2 separate regions of the Homo sapiens genome follow, and region 2 is linked to region 1. A link is an interaction called in ENCODE POLR2A ChIA-PET data of the cell type or tissue named here. Cell type or tissue: endothelial cell of umbilical vein. All regions are shown on one strand. Links, peaks and the distances in the headings refer to the core of each region. The heading gives the core; the rest is flanking DNA.

Region 1 (7,709 bases), core at 2,062-6,061:
CTTTTAATTTTGCATTTTTAGTAGAGACTGGGTTTCACCATGTTGGCCAGGATGGTCTTGACCTCTTGACCTCATGATCTGCTCGCCTCAGCCTCCCAAAGTGCTGGGATTACAGGCATGAGCCACCGCACCCGGCCACAATTGAGTTATTTATAAAATACTATGGGACACAGACCACACACATTCACAAAACCCCATTAGACATCACCACCACCAACACCACAGGAATGCAGTTCAGCATTAATGTTCATCAAAAGATGATTGGTTAAATAAAACTATCATACCTCCATACTCTGCAGCCAAGAAAAACCTCCCTCTATTTTTGTTTTACAAGGAAAGATGGTCACAACATATTATTGGACCGAAGTGTAGGTTATAAGACAGTGTGTTTAAAGTGGTACAATTATTTACTTATCCCCATTTTACAGATGTGGAAGCTGAGGTTGAGGACAATCTTGGAGGGCAACCACATAAGTCAGGGAGGACAGAATATTCTGTAAGGGGAGGAGTGACCAGAAGGGAAGGAGGAGAGTCCATATATGCAGACACACTGACCATAAAGCCAAGGGGACAAAGGACAGTAGGGAAGCAGCAAGCAGCAATGTAGTGGCCAGACTCCAAAACGTGGGGCAGAGACAGGTAGGCGACTTGGTAGAGGGCAGTCTCAACAAGGCTAAAGTCGGAAGGCAGAGCCTGGGACGTGAAGGGGAAGATGTAAGTCCCTGTGGATGGATGGGATTCCTAGGAAGCAGAAGGAATAAAATTCTGCATCAAAAAGGCAAGATCAGATGGTAAGTAACAGGGGCTATTTAAACATAAGGTAGAAGGCTGGTCACAGTAGCTCACACCTGTAATCCCAGCACTTTGGGAGGCCGAGGCGGGTGGATCATTTGAGGTCAGGAGTTTGAGACCAGCCGGGCCAACATGGTGAAACCCCGTCTCTACTAAAAATAGAAAAAATAGCTGGGTGGTAGTGGCGCACACCTGTAATCCCAGCTACTTGGGATGCTGAGGCAGGAGAATCGCTTGAGCCTGGGAGGCAGAAGTTGCGGTGAGCCGGGAGCATGCCAGTGCACTCCAGTCTGGGTGACAGAGTGAGACCCTGTCTCTAAATAAATAAATAAACATAAGGTAGAAGACCCAAGCCTGTGTGAAGGGGGAGAGATTGAACATGTAAGTGAGGGAGGAGAGGGTCGGGATGGAGAAGGGAGAAGACATAGGGACTGCTCTTTGGGGCTCTTTGCTTCTGCCTCTGTAACTGTTGTTCATTATGCTTTATTTATTCTTTTTTTGTTTTGTTTTGTTTTGTTTTAGAGACGGAGTCTTGCTCTGTCGCCCAGGCTGGAGTGCAGAGGCGCAGTCTCGGCTCACTGCAAGCTCCGCCTCCTGGGTTCATGCCGTTCTCCTGCCTCAGCCTCCCAAGTAGCTGGGACTGCAGGTGTCCGCCACCATGCCCGGCTAATTTTTTTGTATTTTTAGTAGAGACGGGGTTTCACCGTGTTAGCCAGGATGGTCTTGATCTCCTGACCTTGTAATCTGCCTGCCTCAGCCTCCCGAAGTGCTGGGATTATAGGCGTGAGCCACTGCGCCCAGTCCATTATGCTTTATTTATTCTGTAGTTCATTGTCCCAACAGATTTTCAGCACCTTCTGGGCACCAGGCATTATGATTGCTCTCATATCTGTCTCTCCCAATAGTCGTAACAAGCCTTGATGGCGGGATCCATGGAATGGCAGAGGCTAAGGTTGGGATACAGGTCTTTTTACTTACTGGTTCTGTGACCATGGACTATTAAACTATTTTTGCCTTTTTAAGGCCACAGGCAGGTCTGGCTATGGGGCTAAGTTTTAGCCATGGAATAAAAATGGAAGGGTTATTTGCACACACCTCACTGATCCTCAGTCGTTTTGTTGTACTTCAGTCATTTGATAGTATTTCCTACTTTGTAGGGTTGTATTGATCAAATAAATTAAGGTCTGTAAAGACTTTTCTCAGAACTAGGCCCATAGGTAGGTAATTGTATCAGTTATAATTAGGTTTGGCTTAGAGTGACAGAAAAACTCAAACAGTGGCTAAAATTTATTACAATTTCTTTTCTCTCATTTACAAGGACTCCAGTAGATATGAAAGTTCATAGTGACAGGGTCTCAAGATCTTTTATCATATTGTTCCACTAGCTTCAGCCCATGATTTAGCTTCAGCCCATGATTTAACTTCATGGTAAGAAATGGCTGCTCAAGTTCCAGCCACCACGTCCACATTTCATCCAGTTCAAAGGAAGATGAGTCCAAAGAAATGCATTTCTTCTGGAAGTTGCAAATAACCCTTCCATTCCATGGCCAGAACGTTTTAAAGTTCAGAACTAGTTTAAAATTAACATTAAATTCATATAGAATATCCAGGATTAAGTTTATAGCTTATATATTTCAGAAATAAAGGATACTCTTGTTTAATAAATAAATTCTCATTAGGTGAATTGTAGTAAAGATTTTTTTGTCAAGAGGAAGTTTGTAACTGTGTGTTAGCAGTTGCATTGCTAAATACATCACTTTTTGTTGTTTAAGATACTGTTGCTGGGCGCAGTGGTTCACGCCTGTAATCCCAGCACTTGGGGAGGCCGAGGTGGGCGGATCATGAGGTCAGGAAATCGAGACCATCCTGGCTAACACTGTGAAACCCGTCTCTACTGAAAATACAAAAAATTAGCTAGGCATGGTGGCATGCACCTGTAATCCCAGCTACTCGGGAGGCTGAGGCAGGAGAATCGCTTGAACCCAGGAGGCGGAAGTTGCAGTGAGCCAAGATCATGTCACTGCACTCCAGCCTGGGCGACAGAGCAAGACTCCATCTCAAAAAAAAAAAAAGAAAAAAAGATATTGTTGAGAAGCTCATCATGCCTTATATTAATAAAGTGATTCTCAAAGTTTTGTCTACAGATAAAAGCGGTGCCTTAAAACACAACTGTGCTACTAGACATCAGGGCAGGGTTGCTCTTAAGGAAGTAGGATAGTGACTGAGCAGGGATGTGAGACAGCTTCTAAGGAGCTGGCAGCGTTCTCTTTCTCGATCCGAGTGCTGGTTACATGGGCGTGCTCAGTATATGAAAATTTCTTGAGCTGCACACTTAGAATCTGTGCACTCCTAGTTTCTATGTTATACTTCAATGCATGTTTTGTAAATGGTCACGTGGATCTATCAGTTTATAGGACATACAGAACATTGAGGACATGTTAATCACTCCAGCCTTTTTCCATATGTCTCTGTGTTTTCCTCCCAGGGAAATGAAGAATATTGATCCAAAAGCAGCAGATACAAAAAAGGCAAACCACATGTTCATCCCACCTTCAGCCGTCAATGAGGAATCACCTGACAAGAAAACTAAGGGAAGTCTCCAAAGAGAAATTGAGTTTAAGGGTTGTTCGAACAAAAACCATGGGAAAGGTAGAAGTGTGAACATGTAAGAATAATAATTATTTTATTTTATTTTATTTTACTGAGACAGAGTCTCACTCTCTCCTCAAGGCTGAGTGCAGTGGTGCCATCATAGCTCACTGCAGCCTCCACCTCCTGGGCTCAAGCAATCCTCCCACTTCAGCCTCCTGAGTAGCTGGGACCACAGGTGTGTGCCACCATGCCCAGCTCATTTTTTATTTTTGTAGAGTTGGGGGTATCACTATGTTGCCCAGGCTGGAAAATTCTTAAAACACAGGAAAGAGCATATAAAAGTTCACTTATGGCCAGGCACTGTGGCTCACGTCTGTAATCCCACTACTTTGGGAGGCCGAGGTGGGCGGATCATGAGGTCAGGAGATCGAGACCATCCTGGCCAACATGGTGAAACCCCATCTCTACTAAAAATACAAAAATTAGCTGGGCATGGCAGTACGTGCCTGTAATCCCAGCTACTCGGGAGGCTGAGGCAGGAGAATCGCTTGAACCCGGGAGCTGGAGGTTGCAGTGAGCCGAGATCACGCCACTACACTCCATCCTGGAGACAGAATGAGACTCCGTCTCAAAAAAAAAGTTCACTTACTTTTATGTATTACTCACACCACTCTCATTTTAGTTTTAGTGTTATTATTGGTAGTAGTAAGGGCTACTAATGATTTTGTACTTCCTCTGTACCAAGTGTTGGCCTATGTACTTCATGAACTGTATGAGACAGAGCTCCTTGGTTGCATGTGCCAGGAAGCCAGCTCAAACTAGCTTAAATGGAAGGAGAATGTAGCAGCTTAAATAACTGGGAAGGTCATGATAGGCCATCTGCAGGCATATTAGACCTGACAGCTTGATATTTTCAGGCTCTTTCTCTGTCTGTCTCTTGATCCTCTTCCCTTCTGTGGGCTGACTTCTTTTTCAAGCTGCCTCTGCCTCAGGGCCATGGACAGCCCAAGTCTGTCTCCTTATAGTCCTGACCTAAAAAGCCATGTCCACTTTGCTGGAGCACATCTTCTAGCAGTTCCCAAAACGAAGGTATATGGGAAATTATTTGAGTCTTTGCATATCCAAAACATCTTTTTTTTTTTTTTTTTTTTTTTGAGATGGAGTCTCCTTCTGTCACCCAGGCTGGAGTGCAGTGGCACAATCTTGGCTCACTGCAACTTCCTCCTCCTGGGTCTAAGCAGTTCTCCTGCCTCAGCCTCCCTGAGTAGCTGGGACTACAGGCGCGTGCCACCATGCCCAGCTAATTTTTTTCGTTTTTTTGTTTTGTTTTGTTTTGTTTTGTTTTGTGTAGCAGAGATGAGGTTTCACCATGTTGGCCAGGCTAGTCTCAAACTCTTGACCTCAGGTGATCCGCCCGCCTCAGCCTCCCAAAGCCCTGGGATTACAGGTGTGAGCCACCATTCCCGGCCCTTTGTTCTATTTTTAAAATAATTATTTAAGAGATGAGATCTTGCTGTGTTGCCCAGGCTGGTCTCGAACTCCCGAGCTGAAGCAGTCCTCTCGCCTTGGCCTCCCAAAGTGCTGGGATTACAGACATGAAAAAATGTCTTTGTTCTTGATTGATATTTGGCAAATGTTTTGCTGGAAATAAAATTCTAAGTTAAAAGTCAATATTCTACAGAATTTTGGAGAATTTTTCCTGCCTGCTGCTTTTACTGTTGAGAAGTCTCACGCTATTCTGATTCCTATGGCTTTGTGGGTCACTGTCTTCCCAGCTGTGGGAACTTCTAGGATATTGTCTTCATTCTTAGTATCCTGAAGTTTCACAATGATATACCTTGGTATGAGTCCTTTTCTTAATATGCGTCACTGAGGTCGGGAGTGCTCTCAGTCCAGAGGGTAGAGTCCTTCAATTCTGAGAATTTTGCTTGTATTATTTCTTAGAAAATTTCCTTCATTTTCTTTGCTATTTCTGGAACTATGATAGTCAATTGTCAGACCTGCTGGACTGATCCTTTAATTTTCTTATCTTTCTTCATTCTCCTCTTGGCATCTGTATATATATTTCTTTTCTTTTTCAAACAACGTAAATGTATTTTCTCACAGTTCTGGAGGCCGAAGTCCAAAGTCAAGGTGTCAGCAGGGCCATGCTTCCTGTGCGGGGTTCAGGGTAGTCTTCCTTTGCCTCTCCCTAGCTTCGTGCGGTTGCCAGCAGTCCGTGGCTGTCCTTGGCTTGTAGAGGCCTCACTCCAATCTCTGCCTCTGTCATCACCTGGCCTTCTTCATGTCTGTCTGCATCTATTCTTCTAAAGACAGCAGTCATATTGGATAAAGGCCCACCCTAATGTCTTCATTGAACTTGATTACATCTGCAAAGACTATTTCCAAAAAAGGTCTTATTCACGGGTACTGGGGTTTACAACCTTAACATGTCTTTTGGGGAACATATTCCCCAAAACCTATAACAGCTTTCTTCTTCTTCTTTTTTTCTTTTTTTTTTTTTTTTGAGATGGAGTCTTGCTCTATCGCCCAGGCTGGAGTGCAGTGGCGCGATCTTGGCTCACTGCAACCTCCGCCTCCCAGCTTCATGCCATTCTCCTGCCTCAGCTTCCCACGTAGCTGGGACTACAGGCACCTGCTACCACACCTGGCTATTTTTTTTTTTTTTTGTATTTTTAGTAGAGACGGGGTTTCACTGTTAGCCAGGATGGTCTCGAACTCCTGACCTCGTGATCCACCCGTCTCGGCCTCCCAAAGTTCTAGGATTACAGGCGTGAGCCACTGCGCCCAGCATTTTTTTTTTTTTTTTTTTTTTTTTAGACAGAGTCACTCTGTTACCCAGGCTGGAGTGCAGTGGTGCAATCTCGGCTCACTGCAACCTCCACTTCCCGGGTTCAAATGATTCTCCTGCCTCAGCCTCCTGAGTAGCTGGGACTACAGGTGTGCACCACCACGCCCGGCTAATTTTTGCATTTTTAGTAGAGATGGGGTTTCACCATGTTGGCCAGGCTGGTCTCGAACTCCTGACCTCAGGTGATCCACCCACCTCGGCCCCCCAAAGTCCTGGGATTACAGGCATGAGCCACCGCGCCTGGCTAAAATTTCTTTGTAGAGACAGGGTCTTGCTGTGTTGGCATTTTCAACGTATAGAATCATGCTATCTGTAAATAAAGATAGTTTTACTTCTTCATTTCCAATTTGGATGCCTTTCATTTCTTGCCTAATTATCTGTCTAGAGCTTCTGATACAAAGTGGAATACCAGCCATGAAAGGAGGCATTTTGTCCTGTCCCTGGTCCTAGGGAAAGGCTTTCAGTCTTTAACCATTGAGTGTGCTGTTATCTGTGGGTTTATCATAAATGTCCATAATCATGTTGGAGTAATTCCATCCTATTCCTATTTTTCTGATTGTTTATTATCATGAAATGCTGTTGGTTCTTGTCAAATGCTTTCTCTGCATCATTTGAGATAATTATGTAGGGTTTTCCCTTCATTCTTTTATTGTGCTCTATACACTGATCGATTTATGTTTCACTGAGGGGAACTACCTGGGATAAATCCCACTTGTTCCTAGTGTATAATCCTTTTAATATTTTAGTATTTGTTGAAGATCTCTGCATTTGTATTCTTAAGGAAGAGTGGTCTATAATTTCTTTTCTTGTCATTTCTTTGTCTAGTTCTGGTATCAGTATAATGCTGGCCCCATAAAATGAGCTATGAAATACTGTTACCTCTTCTATTTTTTGGAAGAGCTTGAGAAGAATTGGTGTTAATTCTTCCTTAATGGTTTGGTAGAATTCACAAATGAAGCCCTGTAGTCTTTCACTTTTCTTTGTTCAAAGGGAGATTTTTGATTATTGATTCAATCGTTTTATTTGTTATAAGTCTATGCAGAATTTTTATTTTTTTCTTGAGTCAGTTTTGGTAATTTGTGTATTTCTAGTTTTCCATTTCATATAGGCTATATAATTTATTGGCATTTGTATTCTCTTACAAGCTTTATTTCTGTAAGGTCGGTAATCATGTTCTCACTTTCATCTATGTGTGTCCTTTTCTTGGTAGTCATTCAAACTCAAAGTTTGTTAATTTTGTTGATAACTAACATTTTGTTTCTTTCAATTGACTTTCTATTTTTTCTATTCTCTATTTCACGTCCTCTGCTCTAATCTTAATCTCCTTCCTTCTACCAGCTTCAGATTTAGTTTGTGCTTCTTTTGCTAGGCCCATAAGTCATAAAGTGAAGTTATTGATTTGAGATGTTTCTTGTTTTTAAAACATAGGCATTTATGGCTATAAATTTCCCTCTTAGCACTGCTTTTGCTGCAC
Region 2 (4,000 bases), core at 1-4,000, 840 kb after region 1:
GCTCCAGGTGGCTTGCTTTATTTTTGAGACAGAGTCTCTGCTGCCCAGGCTGGAGTGCAATGGCGCCATCTCGGCTTACTGCAACCTCCACCTCCCGGGTTGAAGCGTTTCTCCTGCCTCAGCCTCCCAAATACCTGAGATTACAAGCACCCACCACCATGTCCAGCAAATTTTTTTATTTTTAGTAGAGATGGGATTTCACCATGCTGGCCAGGCTGGTCTCGAACTCCTGACCTCAAGTGATCCATCCACCTCAGCCTCCCAAAATGCTGGGATTACAGGCACACATAAGCCACTACACCCGGTCTCCAGGTGGCTTTAAAACAAAGTCCAGCTGCCTCAGGATGGCAGGGAAGCCTCATCACACTCTTCCAGCCTGGCCTCCCCTTGCTGAGGGGCCCCTGTTTATACCACTGCATATTCCTTGCCGATCACAACACACCAGGACTCCGGGCCCTTCATATGTGCCATGTCCTTGGCCTGAAACACTATGCTTCCTCCTCCTCCGATGACTAGGCAAGCGGCTACTCAGGCCTTAAGACCCAGCTTAATGGCCACCTCTGAGGTCCCTTCACAGTTCATGCCACTCACCGCACCACCAGCCGCCCCCGTCCTGCCCTCCCATGGCCCCTCTCAGAGGCCTCTGTTGCATCCGTGACTATCTTGAGGCCCTTTACTTATCCTTCACAGGCTAGATTAGATGCAACTCACAGTCAGGGACATACACTGTTTACCTGCCAGGACCCAGCACAGATAGGGGCTCAGGGAGTGTTTGCAGAAAAAAAAATTTTTTTTTAAAGTTATCAGGCACTGTTCTAGGCCAGGAAATTAGCTGTGACCAAGAGCTGTGGCCCCTGCCCTGGTGGACTGTAGGAAAGAGACAGTAAACAAGGGACCAAATATAATTTGATGCCCAGCAGGCGAGGGGGAAGGCTGATCCGGGAGCAAAGCTGCACCCAGGCAAAGGCAAAAGGGGTGGAAGAGAATCCCAACTCCCTGAAGCCCCGGAGCCTCACACACTCACACACCTGTGCCACTTGCTCTGTATGGATCCCTGATTCAGGGCACGGGGGCCAGGGGAGGAGGGTGTGAGGTGGGTACAGGAGGAGCACCAGCTGAGAGCAGGCTGAGGTCTGCATGGCAGCCAGGATGAACTCAATGAACACTATTAATGGTGATCATAGCCTCCTCTCTGCTCTAAAAGCTTTCATGGCTCTCTATTGCCCCTGTCCAAGCCCTAGCAGTGAGGCCCTCCTCCCCAGACCCCTTCCCTACGCTCTTGCTACTTCTCAAACATGACCACCCGTTTCTGTCCACACTGCTGTCTCCTCGCTAGTCCATCTCCACCTGACAAGGCCCTATAATCACAGGAGGACACCTCCCTCAGGAAGGCTGCTGCCACCAGCAGGGATGTGCTGTCCATCTTCCAAGCACCCCACACGCTGCTTCCGGCAGCCTTACCCTTGCTCAGCACGTGCTGCCCCCAGGACAGGCAACTGTGAAAGAAAGCTGGAACGGACCTGGATACAAATTCTGGCTTAGCCTGGGACTCACTGAGTTACCTGGGGCATGACACTTCACCTCGCCACACCTTGGTTTCCTCATCTGTTTGATTAAGATGTTACTACCAACCTTCAAGGATCAAATCTGGTAACGTGAAAGCACCCGGCTGAGGGCCGGGCAGGCACCCGGTGGGCAAGGCAACTTCTCTCCTCCTGGCCCCAGGACACTGACTCAGCTCCTCCCCCCACATCCCTTCTGCTCCTGACAGAAAAGGGGAGGCTGCTGACGACAGGAAGGGCCAGCAGGGAGGTGGCAGGATGTCCAGGAGGACGCCGAGGAAGTCCAGGCCATCACACTCACAGGGCAGGGGCTAGGCGTGCCACGCCCCCCAGCAGCCCAGCCCGCCCCCAGCAGCCCACCCACTCCTCCGCAGGGTCTCCACTCCCCTGAAAGAGGCCTACTGCCGCCTGTGCACACACACACCCTGCTCATCCTCCCCCAGGAGGGCCACTGGGCTGTCAGAGCCTCCCTGAAGCACTAGCCAGAAACCAAAAGCAGCCCCACCCCTCCCTTCCCGAACATCACGGTCAGTGGGCCAGAAGGACAGGGAAAGGAGCTACTCCTTCTCTTATACTTGGGGTGACCTCGGGCAACTCACCAGCGCCCCTCCCCAAGCCTCAGTTTATCTGGCTGTGAAGTGGGGAGTCCAGCGAACCCAGCTGTGAGGCTCAATATGCTAACTATGGCACAGGTAATTGATGGGGCTTGGGTACAGCTCACCCCCATGAGAAAGGCAAACCCCTGCCATCATGCCCCCTACTCAGACTCGCAGGCTTGTCCCAAGGCCCCAGGACCGCTGCAAAGTGCAAGCCCAGGAAGACGTGGTATCCCGCTGCTTCAGACGTCCCGGGACTGCCTCCCGGGCTGTGGGTGGGGCGGTCCGGCCACTTCTCGCCCACCCGACCTCGGGCCAGCGGCCACACGGAGGGCTGGCTTGCCCAGGCCCGGGTCAGCGCGACCCATCCGCACCCACGAGCGCCCCTCCCCAGCCCAGGCCCACCTCCGCTCCTCCCTGGGGCCCCTGGCCGCCTTGGGGAATCGGGTCTTCGTCTAGGGGGCTGGAGGGGAGGTGGGAAAGGGTCGCCCCGAATCCACCCGTGACTGGTGCCGCAAGTGTGAGGAGGGGGCGCCCGAGACGGGTCGTTCCGTCCCCTCAGGGTCGCCTGGGCTCCCGGGGGCGAGTGGGCGAGGGAAGGCGAGGAGGAGCCTGCGGGAAGGGTGAGGCCGGTCTGGCCGAAAGCGCTTCGGAGGTGGCCCCGTCTTCCGGCCCAGCCCTCCTCTCGCCTTCGGGAAATGAGGAGGGGGCTGCCCCGGAGGGGAGAGGCTGGGCTCTGCCTCGGGTCGTCGCCCTTCTCCCGGCCTCGGGCGCGGGCGGCTGACTGGGGCACTCACCGTCATGGCGGCGCCCCAGGGCGGCGGGAGCAGGAGGCAGGAACGTGGACGCGGCTCTCGGGCCGGGCTCCGCGGCGCGGGAACCCCGCCGCCGCCGCCGCCGCCGCCCCTCTCGGCCGCCCGCCGCCGCGCCTCCGGCCCTTCCTTTCCCCGACGCTGCCCCGGCCCCTTCCATCCGCCCATAAAACTTTTTTTTTTTTTTTTTCAAACTTCCTGGGAGGACCCGAGCGGGCCAATGGGTGGCGGGGAAGCCGAGACAAACAGCGGCGGGGGCCGCGGCGGGCCAATGGAAGCGCGAGACGGGCCGGGGGCGGGACCTGCCGCAACGGGACGGGCGCGCTAGGGCGGCGGGGCGGCGGGACGGCGGGACGGCGGGGTGGGCGGATGGGGCCGCAGGGAAGGGAGGGCGGTGGCGGCCGGAGGGCGGGCGGGCCCGGGCCGCGGGCGCGCTGGGAGGAAGGAAGGGCCCAGGGTGCAGGTGACTCCGGCAATGGCGCGGGGGCGGAGGATGCGGGCGGCCGGGCGTGGGCACGACTCGCCCAGGCTGCGCTTCCCGACCCGGCCCCGGAGCGATGGGTCCGCTAGGGCTCGGCGCCGTGATTTGGCGGGGACCGGGGCAAAGCACCCAGTACTAACGACTCAGCGGGTCCCACTCGCCAAGAGTCGATTTTCGTCCTCACCACAGACTTGGGAGGGAGGTCTTATTTTGCTAATGAGAAAACGGAGGCTCAGAGGGGTGAGCCGATTTGCCCGAGGTCACACAGGAAGAGGCGGAATTCCTAGCGAGTAAGCTGGACACAAAGTGAGTTCTTGGATGGCAGGGTCTCTCCCAAATGCCCACTCCTCACAAATGGGTCTTTTTTGGTTTGGGGTTTTTCAGGTGTGGGCGTGCACCCGTTGCTCAGGTTCCCAGAACGCTGGGCCGTTTGTTAGATGCTCTTTTCCTGCAGGTGAGTAGGGACCGTGGTGGAATTGGTTGCTAAATGCACTAGGAAGTTCGTGTGGCACGGGGATTCCAGCCTAGTGTTACCTTAAGCAAGGCACC

Evidence for each region. Peaks named below come from ENCODE experiments on the same cell type or tissue, not always from the same donor. Only the 100,000 strongest peaks of a DNase experiment are listed, where the experiment ranks them.
Region 2: POLR2A ChIA-PET joins it to region 1 with 7 read pairs; 3 of 35 experiments call an interaction of 5 or more read pairs at or near these places.

What each region holds. Positions count from the first base shown.
Region 1 is chr22:38,587,109-38,594,817 of GRCh38, reverse strand. It overlaps FAM227A (family with sequence similarity 227 member A), which reads left to right. Exons shown (of 17, transcript NM_001013647.2): 16 at 3,278-3,383. Among named protein-coding and RNA genes, the nearest start is that of DMC1, 21 kb to the right of the region's middle. In endothelial cell of umbilical vein, for the core only: no CTCF peak of the experiment used is centred there; no DNase peak of the experiment used is centred there.
Region 2 is chr22:37,745,376-37,749,375 of GRCh38, reverse strand. All of the region lies in intron 11 of TRIOBP (TRIO and F-actin binding protein), which reads right to left. LOC124905115 reads left to right here and starts at 2,077. Exons shown (of 3, transcript XM_047441691.1): 1 at 2,077-2,254. The coding sequence starts at 2,237. LOC102724378 (a long non-coding RNA gene) reads left to right here and starts at 3,432. Exons shown (of 3, transcript NR_160697.1): 1 at 3,432-3,757; 2 at 3,836-3,905. RefSeq lists silencers at 2,373-2,482, 2,703-2,932, 3,273-3,572. In endothelial cell of umbilical vein, for the core only: no CTCF peak of the experiment used is centred there; DNase peaks (open chromatin) are centred at 1,765 and 3,195; H3K4me3 peaks cover 2,784 bases; H3K27ac peaks cover 3,049 bases.